Regions from separate parts of the Homo sapiens genome. Here region 1 is linked to region 2. A link is a contact called in ENCODE Hi-C or POLR2A ChIA-PET data. All regions are on one chromosome and are shown on one strand. The core of a region is the stretch at or near the end of the contact, and the rest is flanking DNA. Distances in the headings are between cores, read along the strand shown. Region 1 holds the start of ALAS1 (5'-aminolevulinate synthase 1). Region 2 overlaps POC1A (POC1 centriolar protein A).

What was found. A loop is a pair of places that touch in the nucleus more often than their neighbours do. ChIA-PET counts read pairs that join two places held with the same protein, here RNA polymerase II (POLR2A). Pooled maps may share reads with other maps.
Region 1: a pooled map shows a loop between it and region 2 (2.6-fold over the local background). The contact joins the promoter of ALAS1 here to the enhancer-like site in region 2. A Hi-C loop is called at or near these places in 1 of 168 maps with a recorded cell type or tissue (endothelial cell of hepatic sinusoid) and 3 of 50 pooled maps. POLR2A ChIA-PET finds 5 or more read pairs at or near these places in 4 of 52 experiments (H1, PC-9, T-cell and 1 more).

The regions. Positions count from the first base shown.
Region 1 is chr3:52,195,883-52,203,617 of GRCh38, forward strand. It overlaps ALAS1 (5'-aminolevulinate synthase 1), which reads left to right and starts at 2,278. Exons shown (of 12, transcript NM_000688.6): 1 at 2,278-2,373; 2 at 2,790-2,966; 3 at 3,328-3,558; 4 at 6,625-6,852. The coding sequence starts at 3,360. RefSeq lists enhancers at 1,820-1,889, 1,900-2,119 and silencers at 2,260-2,329, 2,440-2,519.
Region 2 is chr3:52,118,932-52,126,803 of GRCh38, forward strand. POC1A (POC1 centriolar protein A) reads right to left here. Exons shown (of 11, transcript NM_015426.5): 8 at 6,182-6,250; 9 at 3,448-3,546. Among named protein-coding and RNA genes, the nearest start is that of POC1A, 32 kb to the right of the region's middle. RefSeq lists an enhancer at 2,522-2,816. Within about 2 kb of position 4,345, at least 11 of the 41 ENCODE cell types and tissues checked have a DNase peak (open chromatin) inside an H3K27ac peak, as active enhancers do.

The DNA.
Region 1 (7,735 bases), core at 1,028-3,527, 75 kb after region 2:
TTGCCCAGCTATTTGGGCTGACTCACGCTGACCCCCCAACCGCCACCCCCACAGGGCTGAGCCTTTTCCATCCAAGGCTTCACCCACAGTCTCCCAGTCGCATGTAGATCCACCCTTCCAACCAGCACCCGCTTCTCTTCTGGAAGCCTTCCTCGTGGTTGGGATCCTCCTCTTTCAGCGCCTGTTGGAGTAATAGCCTCCTCCTCTTCCTCCATCTGGAGTTGCTTACAACACTCTATTTCACTTTCCATGTGAGTCGGCCTTGTTTCCCAATCTTTCTCTATATTAAACAGGAAACTCCCAGAGGGCTAGGGACTGGCTGGTTTAAACAATAAGCCTCTGAAATACAGGACTTCACCTGACCCTCCTGCCAGCCACAAGTGGCAGGGCGGGAGAGCTTTACAAATCAGGAAACCAAGCCTTGAAGAGGTTGTGGCCTGCCCAAGTCTATGGCCAAGTAAGATTCAGAGCTGGGTTTGAAACCCATGCCCAACTCCACTATCCAGTTCTTTCTGCTTTGGCTTTGGCTCTGATCACCCCCAAAAAAACCCTATGAGGGCCAGGCGCAGTGGCTCAAGCCTATAATCCCAGAACTTTGGGAAGCTGAGGGTGATCACTTGAGGTCAGGAGTTCAAGACCAGCCTGGCCATCATGGTGAAACCCCATCTCTACTAAAAATACAAAAATTAGCTGGGCGTGGTGGTGTAATCCCAGCTGCTCAGGAGGCTGAGGCAGAAGAATCGCTTGAACCTGGGAGGCAGAGGTTGCAGTGAGCCGAGATTGTGCCACTGCACTCCGGCCTGGGCAACAGAGGGAGACTCTGTCTCAAACAAACAAACAAAATAACAACAACAACAAAAACAACCTGTGAGGCAGGCATTTCAGGGATTATGATCCTATTGCCCAGATAAGGAAAGCAAGGCCCAAAGATGAGCAAAGCACTCAATATCATCCTTATTCTGTTCCCACTTCCAGCTGCACTTGGGTCCAAGTCCAAGTGCTGACCTTTTCTCTCTCATCTTCTCTGGGTGATGGGCACTGCCCAGGATCTCTTGGCTGAATGGCACAGAACTGGGTCTCGAGCTCTCAGACCAAAGCCCTCATCCTGGACTGGTCCCACTGCCACTCTGAACCCAGGTGCCTCCTCTGAAGGTGGAGACTCACCTCACCTGCCTTGCAGCCAGCTGGGTGCTCAGAGACAGAAATGCAAAGTACCTGGACACACCCTGGTCACCATCATTCTGGACTTTGTCCCTCTTGTTAATGCTCAGCTGGGAAAGGAATACCCTCAAAGGCCCTTTCCTCAAGAATGGAGGAGAGTACCTCTGAGCCTGGCACAGGCCCAGCCCAACACAGCCCAAGCCAAGCTGGGAAGGGTGTGGGGCAAGGAAGCCAGACTGACATTCCTGAGACGGGTTTGCCAAGCCCTACACTTTATGTGTTGTACCCGGGAAACTCAATGGAGGTATGGCCCAACGCTGACCTTTGGCATGGAGGCCTAAGCCACCCTGCTGGTGCCCAGGGTGGCCAGCAAGGGGCTTCAGACAACCCTGGATGGAAAATAAAAATAGTGGCTAATATTTGTTACACGCTAACTATTGTCAGGCCCTGTGCCTTCCCCTCCTCCCCAAGTGCTCAGAGCTGTGGAGTGGATGGGTTCCACCCTAGCCCTGTTCCTCTGTCCCCTCTGGATCATCTTAGACCAGAAAGTGCCACAGCTGAGTGTCCCGCTTCTTCCGCATCCTGCCAGGACCACTCCATTTGTGGGCGATATAGCCAGCTCCACCTCCTCCGGGAAGCCCTTGTTCACAGTTTCCAAAGCAAGCCGCAGGCGGGATGGATCCTGCTTAACACCCCGGCCCAGAACCCCTTGGATCTCCTTCTTCCTCCATGTCCAAGACACCCAGCTTAACAACCCTGTAGCCCCCAACTTGGCCCTAGCGGCACCTCGCCTCGACCTTGCCATTTTATACTCAATTGGGGCGTAGGGTTCTGAAGCCCAGGGTAGTTGGTGGGGAGGCAGCACGAGGGTGCAGGATGAGGTCGGGAAAAGAGACCTCGTCCGCCCACCGCCTAGCGCTTCCTCCTCCCTGCAGGCGAGCCGGGGAATCCCCGGCAGCACCGATATCCGCAGAGCCCAAGAAGTGGGCCTCTCTGCCCCGCCCCCCCGGCTCGCCGAGGGCTACGCGGCGCGCCTGCGCAGAAGAAGGCAGCGCCCAAGGCGCATGCGCAGCGGTCACTCCCGCTGTATATTAAGGCGCCGGCGATCGCGGCCTGAGGCTGCTCCCGGACAAGGGCAACGAGCGTTTCGTTTGGACTTCTCGACTTGAGTGCCCGCCTCCTTCGCCGCCGCCTCTGCAGTCCTCAGCGCAGGTGAGGGCCCGCGCGGTAGGTGCGGCGCCGGCCGAGGAAGCCCCGGGGTGTCCTGCCAGCCGTGGCACCGCTGCCCCGGGTGCTGGGACCCCATCCCCCACTGTCCCAGTCACCCGCCGCCTTGAGGTCAGCGTTTATCCTCCAGATCTTTTGCCTAGACGGCCGCCTCAGTTTCCCCCTTTCGGCCCCTTCCGGCTATTCCCGGTTGAACCCGCCGCTTTAGAATTCCCTTCTCATACCCCTCCCGTCATTCTCGAGACCTCGACCGCGGGTCACCTCTGACCCCCACTGCCGGAGGACTGCCTTCTTTCTCCAGACTCAACTCCCTCGACTTTATAAGCCCCTGCGCGTCCCCAGTGAGGCCCAAGGCGCTGGCCCTCATACCCCTACCCTCATTTGTGCCCCTCCTTTCTCAGTTATGCCCAGTTCTTCCCGCTGTGGGGACACGACCACGGAGGAATCCTTGCTTCAGGGACTCGGGACCCTGCTGGACCCCTTCCTCGGGTTTAGGGGATGTGGGGACCAGGAGAAAGTCAGGATCCCTAAGAGTCTTCCCTGCCTGGATGGATGAGTGGCTTCTTCTCCACCTAGATGTAAGCCAAGATGTCTTATCTGCACTGTGCATCTCCCTAAGAAACCTCTGGCCTCCCAAACCTGTTCTTGACCTTTCCCTCATCCTTCCGCCCCCTTGATTATGTACTGTCAGTATTCATTTGGTGAAGTTGCTTTGCAGGTGCCTTTGTGTAGCGCTGGAGAATGAAGAAGTTGGTGACCCGGGTAAAGTGTGGTCACCATTCCTTAGCTCACATCAGTGCTGTCCTTAGGCATTTTTGAGGGAGAAGTGTTAGTATTCCAGGGTACCCTTTATATAAACTGCGGTTGACACCTGAATCCAGTGAGCTTGCAGTGATATTTGCCTGATTATTAACAACTGTTGATGTCACTCTTCATCAGTCTTTCCACAGGAGCCAGCATACTTCCTGAACATGGAGAGTGTTGTTCGCCGCTGCCCATTCTTATCCCGAGTCCCCCAGGCCTTTCTGCAGAAAGCAGGCAAATCTCTGTTGTTCTATGCCCAAAACTGCCCCAAGATGATGGAAGTTGGGGCCAAGCCAGCCCCTCGGGCATTGTCCACTGCAGCAGTACACTACCAACAGATCAAAGAAACCCCTCCGGCCAGTGAGAGTAAGTGTCATTGACAATGAAGGAGCAGGTATGGGTGTTTGTGCTCATTGGTAGACTAGAAGCAGTCCCCACAGTGGTGGTGAGGGTCACACTCACTCACAGAGGGCTGCTATGTGCAGGCTGGGCTCTGAGCACAGATTATCTCATATGATTGTCCCCCCAAGGGTAGGCACTTTTAGCTTTTCCATCTTTAAAGGTGAAACAGTGGCCAGTGTTGCACATTACAGGTTTTTGGATTGCACGTTAGTGTCTATAGGGGTTTTAGTGTTTCCTCAGTGCCTCGTTCACATAAATATTAAATTGGAATGTTCTAATTTCCCTCATTAAACATTTAGCCTTCTAATTTCCCTCATTAAACATTTGGCCTTCGGCTTTTTATTTATTTAATTTTTCTTTTTTGAGACTGAGTCTTGCTCTGTCGCCCAGGTTGGAGTGCAGTGATGCAGTCTCGGCTTACTGCAACCTCCACCTCCCAGGTTCAAGTGATTCTCCTGCCTCAGCCTTCCAAGTATCTGGAATTACAGGCATGCACCACCACGCCCAGATAATTTTTGTACTTTTAGTAGGGTTTCACCTTGTTGGTCCGGCTGGTCTCAAACTCCTGACCTCAAATGATCCACCTGCCTCAGCCTCCCAGAGTGCTGGGATTGCAGGCGTGAGCCACCGTGCCCGGCCCCTTTGGCTTTTTAAAGTAGTGATTTTTTTTTTCTTAAAAGTTTTTGTTCTGTTGTGGTAAAATGCCCAAGAAAAATTACCATTTTAAGCACTTAAAAATGTGCAGTTCAGTGGTACATTCATATTGTTGTGTCACCACCACCATCCATCTCCAGAACTTTTTTCATCTTCCCAAACTGAAATTCTATACCCATCAAACAGTAACTCTCCATTCCTCTCTCCCCAACCCCTGACAACCACCATTCTGCTTTCTGTCTCTATGAATTTGACTATTCTAGGTACCTCATATAAGTGAAATTGTACAGTATTTATTAGTGATTTTTAAAAACAAATTTATCTTGGCTGTGTGCAGTGGCTCACTCCTGTAATCCCAGCGCTTTGGGAGGCCGAGGTGGTTTGATCACCTGAGGCCAGGAGTTCGAGACCAGCCTGGCCACATGGTGAAACCCCACTGTTACAAAAAATACAAAATTAGCTGGATGTGGTGGTGTACGCCTGTAATCCCAGCTATTTGGGAGGCTGAGGCATGAGAATTGCTTGAACCCGGGAGGTAGAGGTTGCAGTGAGCTGAGATCATGCCATGTATCTTTATTTGTATATACATTTGTTGTTGTTGTTTTTAACAAAGAGACTAGAGTTGAATTTAGTTTGCTCTGCTTCTGATAGGAGAGAACAAAGCTTTTCAGGTTCCACTTAATCCCAGAGAATATTTTACAGGTTTTTCTTAGGCGTGTTCTCTGGGTGTGGGCTTGTAAGAAAATAAGTTTTTTTTTTCTTTAAGCAGAAAGGATTTAATCCTTTGTAGGGTTTATTTTCAAGAGTTAGTTACGTCTTTTTTACCAAAATGCTTGCAATGGCTATGTTTTAAATGATAGGATTTTTTTCTTTTTCTAGACTTTAATGAATATGTATTACTTTTATAATAAATGAAATTAACTTCAAAATAATTTTTTTGGCCTTCCGTTATAGAAGATTTTAATGAAAACTGTATTGAGACACTTTACCCAAGTTATAGGAAAGGCTAGCCAGTGACTCACAGGAGTGTTCCAGAATGATGAAGAAAGACTTTTCTAGAAAGAAGGTGAATGAATTTGCTCAAGGGGAGAGGGAAGTCACTGTAGCTAGAAGGATAATTACCAGCCAACGGTGTTTAGTCAGCAGACTTTGATGAATTTAGATGAGAAAGTAGATGAGGTATGTGAATGTGATATACCCCTATTTTTTCTTACTTTATTAGCAATCTAAAGACCTAAGTCTTAGTCTAATTTCTGTTGTTTAGATGAAAACCAATAGCTTTTATGTTAAGCAACAGCAAGCCTCTTTGTCAAGAATCTGTTTAGAAAATGTCAGCAGAGACAGGATGTGGTGGCTCATGCCTGTAATTCCAGCACTTTGGGAGGCTGAGGCGGGAGGACTGCTTGAGCCTAGGAGTTTGATAGAAGCTAGGGCCACATAACAAGACTCCGTCTCTACAAAAAATAAAAAATAAAAAGAATTAGCTGGGCGCAGTAGAACACCTGCAGTCCAAGCTACTTGGAGAGCTAAGGTGAGAGGATCACTTGAGCCTGGAGGTCAAAGCTGCAGTTAGCTATGATTGCACCATGCACTCTAGCCTGGTTGACAGAGTGAGATCCTGTTTCAAAAAAAAAGGAAAGGAAAATGTTAGCAGAGAAAAAAATGTGTGTGAATATTTCCCGTTACCTTACAGAGTGTGTCCTCTCATAAAATAAGCTGAGTGTAGTTGGGGTAGAAATTACTGGAAATGATCCAACTCAAGGATTCCGGGTTGTCTAAAACTAGAAAATGGTACTTTTTTTGGATTTATGACGAGAAATACTGTGGGTTTAAGAGGCAACTGGAATGTGCCAGTTAACTCTTCATAGACGCATTGTTTCCTGTGAAGCAGATGAAAAACTAGAGAGATTAGCAGAACCTAATAAAAATAAGCTTGTGGCTGAGTGCAGTGGTTCACGCCTATAATCCCAGCACTTTGGGAGGCCAAGGCAGGTGGATAACCTGAGGTCAGGAGTTCAAGACCAGCCTGGACAACATGGTGAAACCCCATCTCTACTAAAAATACACAAATTAGCCAGGCATGGTGGCACACACCTGTAACCCCAGCTACTTGGGAGGCTGAGGCATGAGAATCACTTGAACCCAGGAGGTGGAGGTTGTAGTGAGCCAAGATTGTGCCACTGTACTCCAACCTGGGGTACAGAGCAAGACTCCATCTTAAAAACAAAACAAAACAAAAAAAACACTTGTGTCTGGATGGTGGGGTACAGTAAGTATTAAGTTTATCTTTGAGGCAATAAAAGAAAGAAATAAGTGGTTTTCTTACATACTGTGCAACCAGATCTGATGCTTCACTTTTTCCATTTCCTCCCTCAGAAGACAAAACTGCTAAGGCCAAGGTCCAACAGACTCCTGATGGATCCCAGCAGAGTCCAGATGGCACACAGCTTCCGTCTGGACACCCCTTGCCTGCCACAAGCCAGGGCACTGCAAGCAAATGCCCTTTCCTGGCAGCACAGATGAATCAGAGAGGCAGCAGTGTCTTCTGCAAAGCCAGTCTTGAGCTTCAGGAGGATGTGCAGGAAATGAATGCCGTGAGGAAAGGTAAGAGATGAGTTGTGAACCATTAGTGGTAGTGAAGGGGTCCTTTTAGTTCTTTTGGGCCCTCAGATTTGTGTATGAGCTATTATTAGGGCAGTATTTATGGAAACACCTTCCTCTTTTAGGGCCAGAGAGGAAGGTCTTCAAGATAGACAGTCAAGGGACTGTATTGCGAAAGTGGGACTTTCTTTCTGGTGCGTGTGTGGGATGTGACCAGCTTTTATAGTTACTACTTAATTTCTGAAAATAACCTGCAGTCTTGAGCTGCCACCAGCTGCCTTTTGTCCCTTTGGTCTTTCCCATCATCTGCTAGGATAAAGATAGAAAATAATGGTTTTACTGCAGTAAGTGCTGGTCCTAGGGCTCCCAAGCCGTGTGTCTTACTGATGGTCATTGAATTGCAACCTTAACTCCACAATATATAGGTGTGGCTATATCTGCAGAGAACTCAAGGCTCCCCAAAAGCCTAACCAGCAGAAATTATGCATATGGCCAAAATTGTTTTCTATGAAGAAAATTGAGATTAGGACCAGGCCCAGTGGCTCACACCTATAATCCCAGCACTTTGGGAGGCCGAGGCAGGTGGATCACTTGAGGCCAGGAGTTTAAGACCAGCCAGGCCAACATGGGGAAACCCCATCCCTACCAAAAATACAAAGATTAGCTGGGCATGATGGCGCATGCCTATAGTCCCATCTTCTCAGGAGGTTGAGGAGGGAGGATCGCTTGAACCCAGGAGGCAGAGGTTGCAATGAGTCGAGATCGTGCCACTGCTCTCCAGCCTGGGTGACAGAATGGGACTCTGTCTCAAAAAAAAAAAAACAGAAAATTGAGATTAGGATTGGGGTGGGGATGTAGTGGAGTGAATAAGACATGCCAACCAGCA
Region 2 (7,872 bases), core at 3,095-5,594:
TTTAGTCAGGAAAGGCAAAAACACTCTCCAATTTTTAAGTGAAGAAAACCAAGTAGTTGCTAAAGGCAAAAGGTTTTTTTTTTTTGGTTGTTTACCATCACCTCCAGAAGACTGCGACCAAATGAGATTCCTACAAAATGACTTCTGTTAGAAACCCAGGCTGAGACACCTGGGCCACTATTGCTGCTGCTGGTGGAAGCCCAAATCTGGCCCAGTTGAACAGAGTCCTCACACTCAAGGCTGCTGGAATAGTCCTCGTCCGCATGCCCAGGGCCTCTCCCACCTCATCCCCGTGCTCCTCCCACTGCTAAGACAGCCCCATCTCCAGACACATTCCCACACTCCTCCCACTGCTAGGTCAGCTTCTTTTCTGGGCTCCCCGCTGAGGCAAGACTTATTGCAGTGATTCTAAGCTGGGGACAATTCTGCCCACCAGAGGGACATTTGGCAGCATCAGAAGACTTTTTTTTTTTTTTTCCCAGAGACAGAGTCTCACTCTGTCATCCAAGCTGGAGTGCAGTGGTATGATCATAGTTCACGATAGCCTCCAACTCCTGGGCTCAAGTGATCTTTCCGCCTCAGCCTCCCAAGTGACTAGGACTACAGGGGAGTGCCACCATGCTCAACTAATTTTTAAATTTTTTTGTAGAGACGAGATCTTGCTGTGTTGACCAGGCTGGTCTTGAACTCCTAGGCACAAGCGATCCTCTAGTCTCAGCCTCTCAAAGTGCTGAGATTACAGGTGTGGGCCACCATGCCTGGCCTAGAAGACATTTTTGGTTGTCACAACTTGGGTTGGTGGGAGGGTGAAGATGCTACTGGCATCTAGTGAGTAAAGGCCAAGGATGCTGCTAAATATCCCACAATGCACAAAACAGCCCCCCACAGCAAAGAATGATCTGGCCCAAGATATCAATAGTGCTGAGGGTGAGAAACCCTGGGTTATTGGGAAGGCCAGTACATGGACAGTGCTGGAGGGACAGAGGCTCATCGGACTCACAAGCTCCTGAGACATGGCTGCAGTGCTCCTGGGCTCCCTATGGGGTTGAGTCACTCTGGCCAGCCATAGAACCAGTCCCCAGATACGGTCTCGGTGCCAGGGAAGCCCTTGGGCAAGAAGGGCGAGAGCACACTCATCAGCTTCCCTTCCTATCTCAGAAGAAAACCGAACTACTGAACAGTGTTATAAAAAGTAGCTCTCCTCAGTTTGGAAAGATGAAGATCTTCTGGAAATAGACGGTGATGGTTGCACAACACTGAGAATATATTTAATGCCACCAAATTGCACACTTAAAATGGTTAAAATGGTAAACTTTGTGTTATATATATATATGTATCACAATAAAACAAGGCAAAACAAACTAAAAACCTAGCTCTCCTCTTGGCCTGGGAGTCCTCAGATTAGAGAAGTCCTGAAGGTTGACACCACATGGCATGTGTGTGTCAGTGAAAGTGTGTCTGGAAGAGGACTTACATCCACTCAGGGTCTCAGAGGGGCTTATGACAAATAAGGAAAGAGGTCTGATCTGAACCAAGAATGATTTTAGGATTAACAAGTCACTTGGTGGGGGTCTCAAAGCTCTCATCAGAGCCTGCCTATGGGCGTATTCAGGTACTATGTGGAAATGTTGGTTTGGGAAGACCAGGTGTTTTGCCTGGGGCCACACATCCAGGGTTCAAACCCAGTTCTCTGACCCCAGGACCCACATCCTTTCCCCTATTTGAGGCCCACACAGTGAGGGCCAGTGGGCAGAGCTGTGACTACAACTCCAACGTGAGTCTGTAGATAGTATGGGAACAAGTGGTTGCTCTAAGCACTGCTGAGCTGTTCACCCACTCATGCCCCATCCTGCCATGCTGGGATCCCCCACCCACAGCTCTGGGAAGCAAAGGTGCTCCATACTCCATTGCTGAGCCAGGACCAAAGGAACAAGAAGCAATTCATCCAAGTTATTTTCCTAATAGCTACAAGAACATGGGATTCTCCCCCAGCTGGTAGATATTAACCACTCCCAAGCGGCAGATGTCAGGGCCCTCCCTTGAAATGGGGAAAAGCAGCCAGCAGTCCTCTGCCACCTGTAGTTTCTAGCTTTGCTCAGAGGCATCAGCCTGGTGGGCCCCCAGGTCCAGGCATCTGGGGAAGGTGACTAAGCCCCAGGTGTCTCATCTGTGAATTGAGCAGTATATTTACCCACTCATTCTGATGAGATAAGGAATAAACAGGGTAGCGAGCATAAAAGGCCTTGGCTATGGCTCACCAGAAGTGCCTAATAGAGAGGGATTCACAGGAAAGAGGGCAGGGACCTAGAGGTCTGCTGAGTCCCAGGGGGCCTCAACCCTGCAGTGTGAAATGCCTTTCTGGGTGGAAGATGAACTGGCAGCAAGCAGTGCATCATGCAGCCCAGTCATCCCCCAACAAACCCAAAAGCTGAAAACTGGCCACAGATTAGCAAGTACAGAGGACAGCCAAGAGACCAGCCAGGACAGCAACCCTTGTAAGAAAAACCATAAATCCCAACTGGGCCAATGCCTAGAGGCAGACCAGGACACAAAACGGGGGCATGTGTGTGTGTTGGGGTGGGGAGATGGAGGGTCTATCTGCTGCAGCCACAGAAGCCCCAGGATAGACTCAGGAGGCTTCCTAGTTCTATTCTGGGCCCCAGCCTTGACTCGCTGGAGGCCTTGGGCGAGCCGCTTCCTGTTGTTTGGGCCAGTATCCGTGTGGGGGAGGCCACACTCTCTGTATGGTCCAACGGAGAGACATCTAAAAAGCCTGTGGCCATAGGAGCTTAAAACCCTCAAGGTTCCACAACCTCGGCTTTAACATTTATTTCAGCCCAAGCTGAATATGACCTTATTTAATGAGACTGTATCAGTTATCAATTTTTTTCCCCAAATATTTATCAAAAATATTAACTATTTAAATTCAGGAACACTGAATATTCTTTTACGAACAGAGGTACTAAAAATGGTTTGTGGCTGAGGAACTTCCTCTCCATGGTTAGAAAAAAAAAGGGAGGGAAGTGAAAGCAACAGGGCTGGGCCTTTCCCACTTGTCCCAGCTGTGGCTTCAGGCCCTGAACCCTCTAGGAGCCCCACGTTTGGGTCCTGTGACCCAGGGTTCAGTATGGGACGGGTCCCTTGTCTCCTAAGGCCTCAATCAAACAGCACCATATGCCATGGCAACACGCTCCCACCAAATGGCACAGGCCTGGGGCACCCGGCAGCTTGCTGTAACAGCCTCTTTGTGTCTTATTCGTTCACTCTAGATGGAAAACAAAGCACCACAACTTCCAAAGTATTTGGTAAATGAGAAGATCTTGCTAGGGTCCCTTTCCCGAGACAGGCCTAAACCTCCTCCCTCACCGTCTCCAAGCCCAGAGCTGTTCACCATGACCTAGCCCACCAGAGTCACAGAGCTCAGGACATGCCTGCCAAGCCACTTACCAGATTCCCCATGGAGCTGGCCAGTGTGGCTGGGGGCCTCGGCACTTTCGTGACTTCTCCATGATCAACAATATCAAAGTTACTCTTCCAAACCATCACCTGCCAAAACCAACAGGCACACCAAGTCAGGAGAAGAAAATCCCCTTGCCAGTCCTTCACTGAGGAAATGGGCTCAGAGGCCATGCCCAAAGTTCTGAGCCATGGTGGGATAGTGGTCCCCACCTGACACCCCAACTCAATTCCGGGACCTACCCCACCTCCCTGGGGAGCAGGCTTTGTGGACAGGCCTCAAGAGGACCTGGATGTGACCAGGATGGACTACCACGGCGTGGCACCGCCAGGCCTTCGCACTTGCTGGTTCACCTCCCTAGGGTGTCACAGGCCCGAGCTTCATGGGGTTGGCTGCTTCGCAGGCTGAAGTGTCTGCTTCAACAGCACCACCTTCTCAGAGAGGCCTTCTGTGAATGTTTATCATAGCCCTCTATTTATTTCCTTCATAGCATCAGAGTAGGGAGTTATTTAATCCCCTTTTCATTGTTTATCATCTGCCTCTGAACTAAAATAGAAGTTCCTGCGGGCGGTGGCCTGGCCTGTTACACTGTGAGAAGTGGTTAACACATGGCCTCCAGGCCAGAACACTCCTTACTGAATGGCCTAAGGCAAGGGACTCAACCTTGTGCCTCAGTTCCTGCATCTGCGAGACTGGGATAAGCCTAGTTCCCATCTCATGGGGCTGCTGTGAGGCTCACAGGAGACAGCCTGGTGGACACGGGCACACAGGAAGTACTCAGCAACACACTCGTCATCCCAAGGCTAACTCAGCCATGAAAAACACATCCTATTCCAGGTGTCCTCCTATCAGCAGGACCATGTCCCTCGGTTCCTTGAACACAGCTGAGGGAGGCACCTGGCTGGGGAGCAAGAGCGCTCCCTGCTGGAGGCTGCTGGCCATGCATGACGGTGTGCTTCCAGGGCCACTTCCAGGATGGCTGGCTTGGGTGTCACAAGAGAACTGGGGAGTGTGTGGCCAGTGGTCACCTGAGGCCACAGAAAAACCACCGTATCCACACAAGATGAACACTCCATATGCCCTGGACACCATCCCTGTCTGTCAGGACGCAGCTGTGAGCCTCGTTCTTCAGGAGGCTCCTCACCACTGTCTGAGCAGCTCCACTGTTTCCTCTCCCAGATGGATGGCGTCTAGGGTCGTGCACATATCACCTTAGAAACAGAATGTTAGCACACACACACCCTTGTTTACAGGGTCTTCATGTCACTGCAAATCTAACTGCTGAATAAATTCCTAACAGTAGAGTGGCTATCATGAATGCAAATAGACAATGCCAATGTCACTCTGAAAAAGCTCAGAGTAGATATTAAACAGGAAGCCTGGGAGCTGATGGCAGCGCTGCTGGACCTACTTTCCACCAGGCTGCCTCTCCTACTATGTCATTTGATTCTACCATGACTCTATTTACTGTGTGAAGTTACCAGTTTCCCTGTCTTCTAAGCAATAAGCCAGGCTTCACGCTCAGGGAAGGCTCAGGAGTCACTTTTGCCTTCCTCCTCCCTCGTCTGCTAGAGCAGGACTGGTGCTGGTGTGGGAAGATGCCTGCTGTCTCTAACCCAGGCTGTGGTCAAAGAGCCTCCAACTACCCTCTGCCTTACTGGAAGAGACTCAACCAAAATTGGTAGATTTGGCTGAGACCAGGACTCGTATAGGCCAATAGGACTTTTCTAGGCTGAGCAGCCAGAACTAAGAGACTGGGCAGTAGTGGAATAAACATTCTCGGCCATCCATCAGGTCAACAGTGGCACAGAACAGCCACCCTTTCCTCCTTTCCTCATCAGGGGCTGTGGTTCTCTGGACAAGAGGACCATGCGGACACTGGAGAAAGACTGCTGATGGTTAGACTCTTCAGTGCTCCTGGCCTCCCCAGTGCCAGGGTCTGGACTAGGCCCCAGAAGCAGGGTGCCTGCCAGGAGACAGGTCATTGGTGGTTAGCAGTCAGGGCACAAGGCACCAGGGCTGACAGGCTGAAGCCTCAGAGCAGAGGGTGACAAGGTGGGATAGGACCTCTTCACAATGTCCTCTCTCTGCAGCCAAAAATACTGAAAATGCTGACCCCTCAAACAGTGTCCAAGGGGGCTGGGAGCAAAGAGCAGCAGATGACAGAGCAGAGGCTCCCAGGGCAGGAGAATGACTCTGAAGTGAGACAGGCCCCAGTACCTGCCCCAGCTCTAGCATCTGCTGGGACTTAGTTTCCTCATCTACCGCACGGGGAGATCAGAGGGCCTCATCTCCCACATGGAGATGTCACGAGAATTAAATGAGGTATGAAGCTCTTGTCACATTGGCCATATTCCCAGGCCTAAAGTAAGATCATATTAATAATAATCATTATCTATTTATTTGGAATCAGGAAAATAACTAAAAAACCAACTTTTCACGACAACCATAGCCCAGCCTCCTTCCACTAAGCGCTAGCCTGAGCAGTGAGGATTCTGAGATGCAGCCATGAGGTCGGCACCTGCAGGAGGCCCATTCTGGAGTGGCAAGGCCCCTGGATCTGGGCAACCCCACCCCAAGCGCCATCAGGGCCTTTTTAGTCGCTGAAAGCCACCAAGGAAGCTGGCGAAACCCAGCCCATCCCCCAAACACCCTGTTTGGTTCTGAGCAGAAATCAGCTCAGATTCCCTTCTTCACCATTCCATTCGACTACTCTTTACTTACTTGTTCATCAGAGCCTCCAGAAGCAAAATACTCCCCCGTTCTTGAAAAGGCAACAGTGGTGGCTGGTCCCTGGCAGAACAAACAAAAAATAACACACATCAAAGGTCATTCTCCATTCTAAATGCACAGGAAGAAAACGAGACGTTCTTGAATGAAAGCAGCAGCAGGATAAAGGACCGAGAGCCCACTCAGCCCACAGTCCTCCGTAACCTGTAGCCCAGGAGCCTGCCTGCAGCCAGGTGCAAGCACCACCGCTCAGGCTTCTGTTCCTGAGCACTACAACAGGGACAAGTCCAGGCTATGAGAATGTGGGTGACAGAGATGAGTGAATGGGACAGTCTGCACTGGCAGCCCTCCAGGGCTGGCCTCATTGTCCCCACTTTCCCAGTAAGAAACCACAGGTCAGAGAGATGCACTGAGTCACCCCAGCCACAGCACTGAGACCAGAACTTGGTCCCTTTGACCCAGACCAACCCTAACACCCAACATCTCCCCAACACTGCACAGTTGCTGACCAGAGAAATAGGGATCTCCAAGGAAGAGCCAATGGCTCAAGCAGACAGGGCATAGTTCAAGGCACAGGTGACAGGAAGGAGGTTTCCAAAGGTGCTTGGGCAGCAGAGCAATGTGACACGTCTCTCTAATGTGCATTCACTTTTCTTATGTTCAGGCCATGGGTAGTGATGTGCCCACTCTGGCTTCCCAGATGTTGAAGGTCTGCGTGACCATCTGAAGGGGAATGCCAGGCACACGCCAGGCCGCACTCCAAGGGCTGGAGAGCAGTCCAGGGCGGGGGAGATGGGGGATGCATGATCTCCTAGCAAAGGAGGGTTCTTCCCCACATACCTAAAATCCATCCCAGAAAGGTGCTCAGAGTAAGGATCTGTTTAGCTACGACACCATGACCACAGCCACCACCATCTCTTCCTCCCAGTCGAACTTTTACTGTGGCCAGTACCTGGTATTCCCAAGCAAAATCAGATAAAAGAGGTTCTCTCCTAGAAGACAGCACAGCCACTGTCACCAAGTCCACCTCAGTCCCCCCAGACCAGTGCAGGGAGCGGCAAGAGCCCCAACTGCCCATGAGATGGGCTCTGGCAGCACATCTACAGCTGACTCATCAATGAGAGGAACATTGGGAGGCGCCTTCCACTTAATGCCAGAAAAGACCAGCCAAGTTCTGGGAGGGAAAAGGGACCTCGAGGCCATGGAGGAAGGCAGCTTTTGTCTCCCAGAGAGACAGGCAGGTTGAGAGGTGCCATTCAGCCTCAGACACACTGGACAGCAGGGAGTATGCCCACCCATGCTTCCAGAGTCCACCTTCGGCTCTTCCTCTCAGAGGTGCTCATAACACCTCTGACGAAAAAAGCAAGTACAACACTGGTGAACACCGAGCACTCAGGCGCTCAGAGCACAGCACCTGCATTTACCCACTGAATCCTGAAAGGACAGTCTGTGCGGTGACCCTTTGCCTTAGTCCACTTCTGTTGCTATAATGGAATATCTGAGACTAAGTAATTCATAATGAGCAGAAATGTATTGGCTCACAGTTCCAGAGGCTGGGAAGTCCAAGATCGGGGGCCAGCATCTGGCAAGGGCCTTCTTGCTGAGTCATCCCACGGCAGAAGGGCAAAGAGAGGGTGACAAAGAAAAGCGGGCCAAAGTCATCCTTTTATAAGAAACCCACCCCA